2 separate regions of the Homo sapiens genome follow, and region 1 is linked to region 2. The links are chromatin contacts, found by Hi-C or POLR2A ChIA-PET in ENCODE. All regions are on one chromosome and are shown on one strand. The core of a region is the stretch at or near the end of the contact, and the rest is flanking DNA. Distances in the headings are between cores, read along the strand shown.

Evidence for each region. Hi-C counts contacts between places; a loop is a spot of excess contacts on that map. ChIA-PET counts read pairs that join two places held with the same protein, here RNA polymerase II (POLR2A). Pooled maps may share reads with other maps.
Region 1: a loop to region 2 is called in a map of endometrial microvascular endothelial cells, with 5 times the contacts of the local background. The contact joins the promoter of SYT16 here to the enhancer-like site in region 2. A Hi-C loop is called at or near these places in 3 of 168 maps with a recorded cell type or tissue (Jurkat, endometrial microvascular endothelial cells and endothelial cell of hepatic sinusoid) and 1 of 50 pooled maps. POLR2A ChIA-PET finds 5 or more read pairs at or near these places in 1 of 52 experiments (RWPE1).

The regions. Positions count from the first base shown.
Region 1 is chr14:61,811,155-61,816,794 of GRCh38, forward strand. It overlaps SYT16 (synaptotagmin 16), which reads left to right and starts at 1,549. Exons shown (of 8, transcript NM_001367656.1): 1 at 1,549-1,656.
Region 2 is chr14:61,460,095-61,465,387 of GRCh38, forward strand. All of the region lies in intron 9 of PRKCH (protein kinase C eta), which reads left to right. Among named protein-coding and RNA genes, the nearest start is that of PRKCH-AS2, 83 kb to the right of the region's middle. RefSeq lists a silencer at 1,257-1,551. Within about 2 kb of position 1,362, at least 10 of the 41 ENCODE cell types and tissues checked have a DNase peak (open chromatin) inside an H3K27ac peak, as active enhancers do.

The DNA.
Region 1 (5,640 bases), core at 299-2,798, 350 kb after region 2:
TTTATTTTTAAGACAGGGTCTCATTCTGTCACCCAGGCTGGAGTGCAGTAGTATGATCTCAGCTCACTGCGGCCTTCACCTCCCAGCCTCAAGTGATCTTCCCCCTCAGCCTACTGAGTAGCTGGGACCACAGGCATGCACCACCAGCCTGGCTAATTTTTGTTTTATTTTTTCTAGAGACAGGGTCTCACTATGTTGCCCAGGCTTGTCTCAAACTCTTGGGCTCAAGCTATCCACCTGCCTAGACCTCTCAAAGTGCTAGGATTACAGGCGTGAACCCGGCCCTTTTTTCTTCTTTTAAAAACTAGGGACAGGGTCTTGCTCTTTCACCCAGGCTGGAGTGCAGTGGTGCAATCATAGTTTACTGCAGACTTGAACTCCCGGGCTAAAGTGATTCTCCTACTTTGGCCTCCCAAAGTGTTGGGATTACAGGCTTAAGCCACCATGCCTGGGCGAAATGTATTGTATCTTTAAGAAGTATCTAGCCTGCCATGTAATTTAGGGGATGTGTTTGAGCCATTTGATCCTTCACATGATGGATCTGGTGGTGGAGACGGGGGTTTCTAATGTACAACTGTCCCCTAATATATTAGGTTGGTGCAAAAGTAATGGCAGAATAATCCAATAATCCATCAGAAATTGGTTTTTGGACTTCAAGAAGATGTATACAACATCATTCTGAACTGACAGCCTCAGTTCAGAGCCCTCCTGAACCACAATGGCCTGTGAGGCACAAGACTCCGGCTCACTCATTCGGCCTGGTCCACTTACTTACTCTAGCGTCCATCCCTAGTCAGTGGCAGGGCTGTAGTTGGCTATGATCATGTATCAGTTGCTCATCCAGTGGACGTCCAATCAGTTAGTTGGCCATTCATTCATTCATTCATGCAGGCATCCAGTTATAAAGACATCCATTCACCCACTCAACAGAAATCTGCTGAGAGCCTACTACGTGCTGGGAACTATTTTCACATCGGAGACAAAACAGAGGGTGACATGAAGAGCACGGCCCACTTGGAGCCTACGGAGATGGCGTTGAGCGGTTTCGCAGGAGAGCTCCTGCCCCGGAGGATTAATGCCCAGCACCTGGCTCATCCTCCCCACACCCCTAGCTCTTCTCCCGCTTTGCTCCTTCCAGCTGGGGCTGAGCATGGGGTCCCAACCCCGCTGGTGAGAAGCTCGAGGTAGGGATGAAGCGGAGAATGGAAAAGGTGACTCGAAAACAAGGATATAGCGGGAACGTTGTAGGAAAGGTGGCGTGGAGAGGCGACCCTAGCGTGGCCGGGAGCGTGTTTCCAAGTTGCGGCGAGCATCCTCTTTGGGGGAGGGGCGGGAAAGGAAAGGAGGGGAGGGGGACGGACGCGGCGAGGCGAGGAGGGGGAGATCCAGCCTCTAGGCGCCGCAGCTCGGCCGTTCTGCCCGGGAGGCTGGGCTCTCAGGACGCCGGCGGCGGCCGCAGGGCTGGCGGCTGCTGGGCGCGGGGCGGCGCGGGGCGGCGCGGCGCGGCGGGGGCGCGCGGCAGGAGGGGCTGTGCGCGGCGCGGCCCCCGAGCGCACCGGGCCTGCCGAGGAGCGCGCGCCCGGCCGGGCTCGGCGCCGGTTTCCCGAACCTGGGCGGCCGTCGGGCAGCCCCCTCGTCCGACCATGGCGACTGACAGTGAGTGCGCTCCGGCCGCGGAGGCCAGGGGTGGGGGGAGGCCGCGGTGCCCAGGGTGGGAAGTTCGATTTCAGACGCTGCCTTTGTGCTGGCTCGCGGCAGCAGCGGCCGGGTCCCTCTCCGCTCCTCACCCTTGGCTGCCTGGCGGGGCTTGAAAGGGCAGGTGGCCCTGGCGGCGCGCCCCGCGAGGGATGTGGCAGAAGGGCGTGCGCCTGGCGCCGAGGCGGAGGGACCCTCGATGCCGTGTGGCAGCGGGGCCTGCCATCGCAGCCCTTCGCGGGCACTGCCCCCAGGCCCAGAGCCAGCCTTCAGCGAGCCGGGCAAACGAAGGCACTGCGCGTTTTTGGCGCTGTGAGTTCAAGGTTCGCCTCGAGTTCTGGGTCGGGTTTGTGCGTCTGCCTTTTGGGGATCAGGGTGGCTTGCATGGCTCGGCTGCCCGGTGGCCCACGGGCTGTATTCGCAGCGGGCAGCACAAGGCCGGCTGGAGACCGCATCTGGTTACCATGGTCAGTGGGTGGGAGGAGTGCCTGGAGACATCAGGTTGAAACTCTGAATGGAAGCGTTGGAAGGCGCTGGGTTGGCCTGCTTTTGGCATCTTGGCACCGCTGCTCTTATGGCTCAGTGCCTTTGGAAATTGGAATCCCGTCTGTGAAAACTGGTTAAGTTAGTTGCGTTTGAAGCCAGATACGTATTAGTGAAGCTTCAAAGGGAGTTCAGAGTAAAACCAAGTCACACCTGCGTACCTAGCATCCAAAGTCCCTAGCACAGGTGTGGCGCATGTTAGGGACTTCATTAGATGAGTGAATGGGGCTGGATGTGCTGGCTCAGGCCTGTAATCCCAGCACTTTGGGAGGCCGAGGCGGGAGGATCACTTGAGCCCAGGAGTGCGAGGCTGCTGTGAGCTATGACCCTGCCATTGCACTCCAGTCTGGGCCACAGAGGAAAAAAACAAAAATCAAATGGTGTGCTGGCTACAGAGGCCCTTTGGAAGGTATTTTTTTTTTTTTTTTTTTGAGAGGTGAGGAGGAAAAGAGATGGGAAAATGAGATGTCAAAATTTCTGCAATAATTTATTATTTTTCTTGTAAACAATCATCCCAGCCAAGAACACAGCTTTAGGATAGTGTGGAGAGCTTGAGTTTTTGTAGTCAAACAGACCTGTATTTTATCTCTCTAGAATTCCCTAGCAGTGGGACCATGGCACTGTCCTCAGTTTCTCTAAATTAGGACAAGGCTGTCATTCATAGCTCTTACAAGCGATGGGCACACAGGTGGCCTTCAGTAAATGGTGGTTGTCCTCTCCCTGCTGTTTTGCCATCATCTGATATGTGTGGGGATACCAACATGCTTTCCTCCTTTTTAAAGAGAAAAATGTTGATCAGGTGTTTCCAGTAAAATCAGCTAATTTGGGCCAAATTTCCCTTTCCTCAGCTCTGTTCATTTATACAAAGTGTGATTCCATTCGTGTGTGTGTGTGTTTAGAAAAAAAATTATGGTTGAAGCTTTACTTAACAAAGTAAGACTCAACAAAGAAGGAGATCATGAGATTTGGCCTTATTGTGTTATTAATGAAAAACAAAGGCAAAGGGGTTCAAAGTATCTACCAGCAACTGTGCATCACACACATGCAGTGAGACACTGTTCTGCTATTTACTTTCTTATGTTTTGGTTAAGATGATACATTTAGTACCCTAGAAAAATAAACTGAGATGCTTCCATACCAATTTATTTAGATTGATGTTTCTTCTACTTCCTTATATGGTATACTCAACTGTACTGAAGAATCAAACTTTTGCCCATTGATTTTGTTTATGAAAAAATTATGATGATATCTGACCATCTCAGCTCTTGACCAGTTTTTTAGGCTCAATCTTATGTTCTTTCTTAGCTGAGATGGAGCTAGAAATCTGAAAGGTTTCCAAACTGTGGAGAAACATTATTTTGTCTTTTTTCTTATTCAAAACTAATGTGAGAGGCTTACTATGTGTCCCTACTATCAAAAGGGAGAGAAGGAAAGTATTCTCAGTCAGTGTCTTGAAAAATTTCCCGCAAAGCTTGACCATGTTTGCAGCCCGAAGTCCTACAACCTTCTGTTAGCATGGAGATGATTTTGAAAACGTAGAGCCCAGGGCTTCTCCCAGATACAGAATTCTTTAGTTAGCTCTGGTTCTTAGTCCTAGTTGCATATTAGAATTACTCCAGAGAGCTTTAAAAAAGACCCTGACATCAGTATTTTTAAAAAGGAGGTCTTAAACTTTAACATGCATCAGAGTTACTCAGAGGACTTATTCAAACAGATCGCTGGACTTCACTCCCAGAGTTCCTGATTCAGTAAGTCTGGGGTGCATCCTGAGAATTCACATTTCTAACAAGTTCCAGTGATACAGGAACTACTGTTCCTCTGTCCTTCTCCTTACCTCTGCAGGTGAGGAAGTGACAGGTGAGAGGGAGGTAGGAACAGAGTGATGATCACTTCTTTAGCAGTCCTGTCTTGTCACCATGCAGTGACTACATGACCTCGATAAGATAAATCAAACCTGGGCACAATATTGCCTTAGGGCTATAGCTGAGTGCTTCCCTCAACCCCCATTTTTCTCCCCCACAAAATTTCCCCTTGAGGGAAAAATTGGTTCTAAAACCAGGCGAAATCCAAGTATTCTATTCCAGTCATTTCTGGAGAGAATCCAGAAAGACCTTCTATATGAATGTAGCATGTAAATTATATAAAATATGGAGATATTTTTAAAATATTTGCCTGGAAACTTATAATGTTCACAAAAAAGAACATAGCCAATAGAAAATGTTCTTATATCTAGATAGCATGCTGTCTAAGGGCAGATTCCAGAGGAGAAAAGGGGAACTCGAGAGCTTCAACTAGGTTTTCAGTAAGTTATCATGAAATCGTGAGGAACTTTGAGATCCCAGTCTGTTATATAAAGTGGTGGTACTTGGGTACTGAACTATTTCATGATTTCCTCAGTGACAAGTATTCCAGATAATATTTTGTTTCCAGAACACAAAAGTAGTGAAGCGCTATTTTATTTTTTTATTCCATTTATGGCATATGTTGCATTATTAGTACTTCCTTTTATAGGTGTTTAGTTTTGAAGTCACTTTAATCTGTTTGTAAGAATAATTTCTTAGGATCAGCCAGGCATGTTTAGGTAATGTTGGAAACATCTAACTCTATTATACCCCAGAAATCTTGGGCAGTTTTCAGGTGGATGTGTCTTTGGGGCTGTGACAGATGAACATTTGGTATTGTAAAAGGAGACATCTGTCCCCGTTTGGGTGCTCCTGGTTTCCTGGCTGATCTTGTGTCATTTTTGCCTGTTGCATCCCAGGCTGATGTTCCTGCCCTGCAGTCAGTCTCCACCAGCAGCCACTTTTTCCCTCCTTCTTTCTTGTTGGCAACCTGCAGTTTCCTTTCTCCCCATCCTGTCTACTCCATCAGCAATTTCCACTCAGTGCTCAGTCCTGGAAGAGGGTGGGTGGGGGTCGGGGATCAAATATAAGCCCTCAACAAGTCCACGTTAGAAACTAGTGCTAAACAGTGACTTGAGATATTCAGGATTTCAGATGCCTAGACTTTAAAAGAAAATTGCTTCACTTTGGCTGAAAATGGATGGAAAATCTTGAGTTAAATGATTTCTAACCCTAGTCATTATTAAAAAGTTTACAAATGATGCCAACTAAAAAATATAGACAAAGAGAGTTAGAAAATTACTACTTTGAAACCATCATAGCAATAATTAATTCAAGCAAGATTCATCCATGGATGCTGAACTGTTATGTGAAAATTTTAAGAGGAACAGAATTATTTACATTGTTAAAGAATTTCCCCCAGGACAACCCATTTCTTTAGGATCCCTCTCTGCTGCAGAGAGCTCTTTCTTTCTTAGTTAAGAACTTCCACTCTTGGCCGGGCGCGGTGGCTCACGCCTGTAATCCCAGCACTTTGGGAGGCCGAGGCGGACGGATCACG
Region 2 (5,293 bases), core at 112-2,611:
CCTCAGTCACTCAAAGTTCTGGGATTACAGGCGTGAGCCACTGTACCTGGCCACTTTATTTTTTTAAGACATAATATTAATAGTATATATTGGAAATTGTTTTGTATTTCTATATACCAAGCTGCCTCATTTTTAATGGCTGCATAGTACTCCATTTTAGAACATGACATAATTAATTTAACTTTTCCTCCTCTGTTGCTATGTATTGTGTTCCTAGTCTTTTATTTCAGTCATTGTTGCAGTGAGTCCCCTTGTACTTTTGTCTTTGTGTGCTTATGCTGGTGTTTCTGTATGACACATTATTAGTAGTAGTATTGCTTGGTCAAAGGGTATATGCATTTCACATTTTGATTGAGTTCAATTGCCCCCTCCCCCATTGTGGTTAAAGATAGTGAACGTTTTATTGTCCATGTACCACACATTGTTCTAAGTGCTTTATGTCTGTTATTTAATCCTTATAGTAACCCTCTGAAATAAGTTCTGTTATTATCACCCCATTTCACAGAGGAGAAAAGTTAGGTACAAAGAAGCTTAGTTCCTAAGTGGCAGAGAGCGTTTGAAGCCAGGTGGTCTGACGGCAGAGTCCAGGCAGGCTCTTCCTATTTGCTGGGCTGCGTCTCTAAATTCACACTCCCAAAGCTTGAGTGAGAAGGTGCATTTCCCCGCCTTCCCATCATGGCATGCTCTCTGTCATTTGGATCATCTCAGAGTTAGAAAAATGGTATATTTGAAGTTCCAACTTGCATTCCTCTAACTGTGAGTGAAGCTGGGCGTTTTCATACATTTCAGGGTCACTAGTATTCAAATCTGTGTTGGGAGGGCCACATGCAGCCTGGAGAATGGGTGGAGCAGAGAAGTCTGGGAGCTTGGTGACAGGACGCACTGAAGGAGATACATGGCTTGGACTCCCACGCCACCCCAGCGTTATCAAGAGAAAAAAAAATGGGGAGGCAGCTAATGGCTTCGTGGGCCTCGGCTCCCCTGCGCGCCTCTCCCTTCCCCTCTGCTCCTCATTGGTCCTCAGTGGCTCTTGATGGCCCTGGAGCCCATGCTGCTCCTGCCCCCATCCTCTGCTTTCCCTCTGCTGGATTGGTCCTTGGTTCCCCTGGAGCTCCAGTTCTCCCTGCCCCACACTGCTCCCTGGAGTAGCCTTGAAACGACTTCCTTGGCTGGGCACTTTGCCAACGTAAAGCCCCTCCCCTGCCCTCACCCCCTTGTTGGGCTCTTTTCTTGGAATAGAGGAGTGGAGTTACAGCTTGAGGCTTGAGAGGGATAGCTGGTAGCTGATACTGGTTGCCCGCCGGGGTTTCAAGCGCCAGCCTCCTGAACACCACCATGAACACCATGAGTCAAGCCGCAGAGCCAGGTGACCTCTCAGATCTTCTTCCTAGGGCCTGAGCCAAACATCACATGGTTTCCTATGACATGAGGTTAGATCATCTTCACCAGGTGGTAACCTTTGAGTCAAGCAGTCAACTGATATTTAGTGAGCTTACCTGGTCTTGCAGCAGCAATGGTTCCAAGTTACTACTGCTGAAGCAAAGAAAGAAGTATCTCATACCTAACAGGGGAATTTGATCTGTAAAAGGAAATTCTGGTGATTATAAGCAAAGATCTCATCAACAGATCATGTTATGGTAGAGTAAAATGAGGAAGTAACCTGGAACAGATTGGGAACCCAATCAATATAGCATATGCAATCAAAATGTTCCAGGAAAATGTATAAATTCTACAGTATACCAAAATTTTAGCGGCCACATGAGATTCCCAGTGTTTAGTGGGTGAAGCCTTTACTAGCATTGAAGTCTATTTTTCCTAGTGGAAGTTTTATGTTTGACCACAAGGTGGCAGTCATTACCGCAAAGTTACTTTTATTTCTCCACCAGAGAAACCAAAGGCATGGAACTGCCATTGCGGTTTAAGATGTGTGTGTTGTAGTAGATGTCTCCAAAGCAAAGGATAAAGGGAATGTACCCCTGCTTTAGGCTAAATGATAAAGAAGTAGTGGGAACCCACTTCAAAGAAGCAAGTGAGGCTGGGCGCAGGCAGCACTTTGGGAGGCCGAGGTGGGGCAATCACTTGAGCCTAAGTGTTTGAGACCAGCCTGGCCAACGTGGTGAAACCCCGTCTACTAAAAATACAAAAAGTAGCTTGGTGTGGTGGTGCATGCCTGCAATTCCACCTACTCCAGAGGCTGAGACAGGAGGATCGCTGGAACCCGGGAGGCAGAGGTTGCAGTGAGCCAAGATCGTGCCATTGCACTCCAACCTGGGTGACAGAGCACGACTTTTTCTCAAAAAAGAAAAGAAAAAAAAGCAGCAAAGGAGATTTTCTAATGCTGAGATAGAGGTATACAATTTTAGTTTTGCTGTCGTTGTTGCCTTCTTTGAGGTTTGCAAGGTATCGGACTCCACAGTACACATAGCATTTGCTCGCTGTGCATTCGTCTGTTGGAAGTCCTTATTTACTGTTGTAAAACTATCCCCATTTACTGTTGGAAAACTAACTATAAAGAACAGAAAGTGTTACTTGCTATGAGAAGTTACAGCAGAAAGATGCTTACTTTTTAGCTGCCCAGTGTTGCAGGCCCTGGCTTCTCAAGTAAGATGCTAATCAGTGTGTAATGCTGAACTGTGACAGTCTCCCCTGGAGAATTTAGGAGTGAGAGGGGGTGTTGGAGCCACTCTACCTGCAAAGCATTTCATTGTGAGGGCCTTTGTAAAAACAGCACTCTCCTCATGCAGCCCTGTGGAATCAGTCTCTCTGAAGCCCAGAGCAGGGCAGTAACTAGCCGAGGATCCCTTAGATTGTAAGTGGCAGAGACAAAGTTCAAGTTTAGGTCAGGCTGACTCTGACTCCATATGTTGTCTTATTCCGCATTTAGTTGGTTGATTCAGCCTCGGCTTAAGCACCTCCTATCTGTCTTGGCTCCCCTCCAACCTGACAATATGGAAATGGCATTGCCCTTGGGAACAGAAAACCTGAACTGTGTTTTAGCTTTGTTTTCCACCATCTAAATGGCTTGAGTCTGTCCTAAAATTCCTTTGACCCTTAAAGTTCTTATCATTAAAATGAAAACAGGATCGCTGTGAGGGTCAAATGAGAGAATGCAGAATATTTTGTACAGTGCGAAGTGCTGTTCAAAAGTGAGTCAGTTCAACTGTGGTGATGACCCCCTCCATCCTCACACCAAAGGAAAAATGTCCCAGGGCTTCCCAATGGCCAGCCCAGACACCCACATGGAGGGGACAGCAAACATTGAGAAGGTAAGTATTTTATAGGTCCTTTTGTTCTTGGCAAAAAGGAAATAGTAAGCAAATTTCAAATATTTGATAATTTATCAAGATTGCTACAAAGGTTTATGAACCCATAGATTATTTCCCCTTTTTTTTTATAATCATATACACTGCTTACAAGTATATAAATGGGCATCCTTATCTGTTTCTGATAGCACTGCAAATCCTAATAGTTTGTGACTAATTTGATAACCTGTACTAAAACTCACAAAATGTATACTCCTGGATCTGTTTTTCTGATAATCTGGACTACAAAAATAATATAAAGAATAAAATGTTATTCATAAAGATGTTTAATTTTCAGTGCTTTGTTTATATATATTTTTTTGGTCAACATCTCTCTAATCCTCCAGCCTCTGGTAACCACTATTCTATTCTGTTTCTATGAGTTTGGCTTTATTTGATTACACATATCAGTGAGATTAAGCTGCATTTGTCTTTCTGTGACTGGCTTATTTCAAATAATACAATGTCCTCCAGGTTGATCCATGTTGCAAATGACAGGATGTCTTTCTTTTTAAAAGCTGAACAGTATTCTATTGTGTATATATTCCGTTGTTTCTTTGTCCATTCATCCACTGGTGAACACTTAGGTTGATTCCATATCTTGGCTATTGTGAGTAATGCTGCAGTGAACATGAGAGTGCAGGCATCTTTTCGACATGCTGATTTCATTTTCTTTGGATGTATATCCAGTATTGGAATTGCTGGAGCATATGGTAGTTCTATTTTAATTTTTTGAGGAGCCTCCATACCGTTTTCCAAATGAGTATACTAATTTACATTCCCACCAACAGTGTACAAGGGTTCCCTTTTCTCCACATCCTCTTCAACACCTGTTATTTTTCATCTTTTCAATAATAGCTGTTCTGACAGGTATGACATAATATCTCATTGTGGTTTTAATCTGCATATCCCCAATGATTAGTGATATTGAGCATTTTTTCTATACCTGTTGGCCATTTGTGTGTGTGGTTTTGTTTTGTTTTTTTTTTTACTTTTCATTTATTTTTACTTTAAGTTCTGGGATACATGTGCTGAACTTGCAGGTTTGTTACATAGGTGTACATGTGCCATGGTGGTCTGCTGCACCTATCAACTGGTCATCCAGGTTTTAAGCCCCGAATGCATTAGGTATTTGTCCTAATGCTCTCCTTGCCCTTGCCCTCCCACCCAACAGGCTCTGGCATGTGATGTTCCCCTCCCTGTGTTCTCATTGTTCAACTTATGAGTGAGAACATGTGGTGTTTGATTTTCTGTTCCTGTGTTAGTTTGCTGAGAATGATGGTTTCCAGCTTCATCCATGTCCCTGCAAAGGACATGAGCTCATTCTTTTTTATGGCTGCATAGTATTCCATGGTGTATATGTGCTACATTTTCTTTATCCAGTCTGTCATTGATGGGCATTTGTGTTGGTTCCAAGTCTTTGGTATTGTAAATAGTGCTGCAATAAACATACATGTGCATGTGTCTTTATAGTAGAATGATTTATTAATCCTTTGGGTATATACCCAGTAATGGGATTGCTGGGTCAAATGGTATTTCTGGTTCTAGATCCTTGAGGAGTCGCCACATGGTTTTCCACAATGGTTGAACTAATTTACATTCCCACCACCTGTTGGCCATTTGTATGTCTTCTTTTGAGAAATGTCTATTCAGGTCCATTAACCATTTTAAAATTGGGTTGTTTCTTACTATTAAGTTGTTTGAGTTTCCTCTGTATTTGGATATTAACTCCTTATCCAGATATGTGTTTTACAAATATTTTCTCCCATTCCACAGGTTGTCTCTTCACTCTGTTGATTGCAGAAACTTTGCAGAAGCTTTTTAGTTTGATATAGTTCCATTTGTCTATTTTTGCTTTTGTTGCCTGTGCTTTTACGGTCATATTTTAAAAAGCCATTGCCTATGCCTGTGTCACAGATTTCTTCCCCTAAGTCATCATTTGGTAATTTTACAGTTTTAGGTCTTACATTTAAGTCTTTAGTCCATTTTTC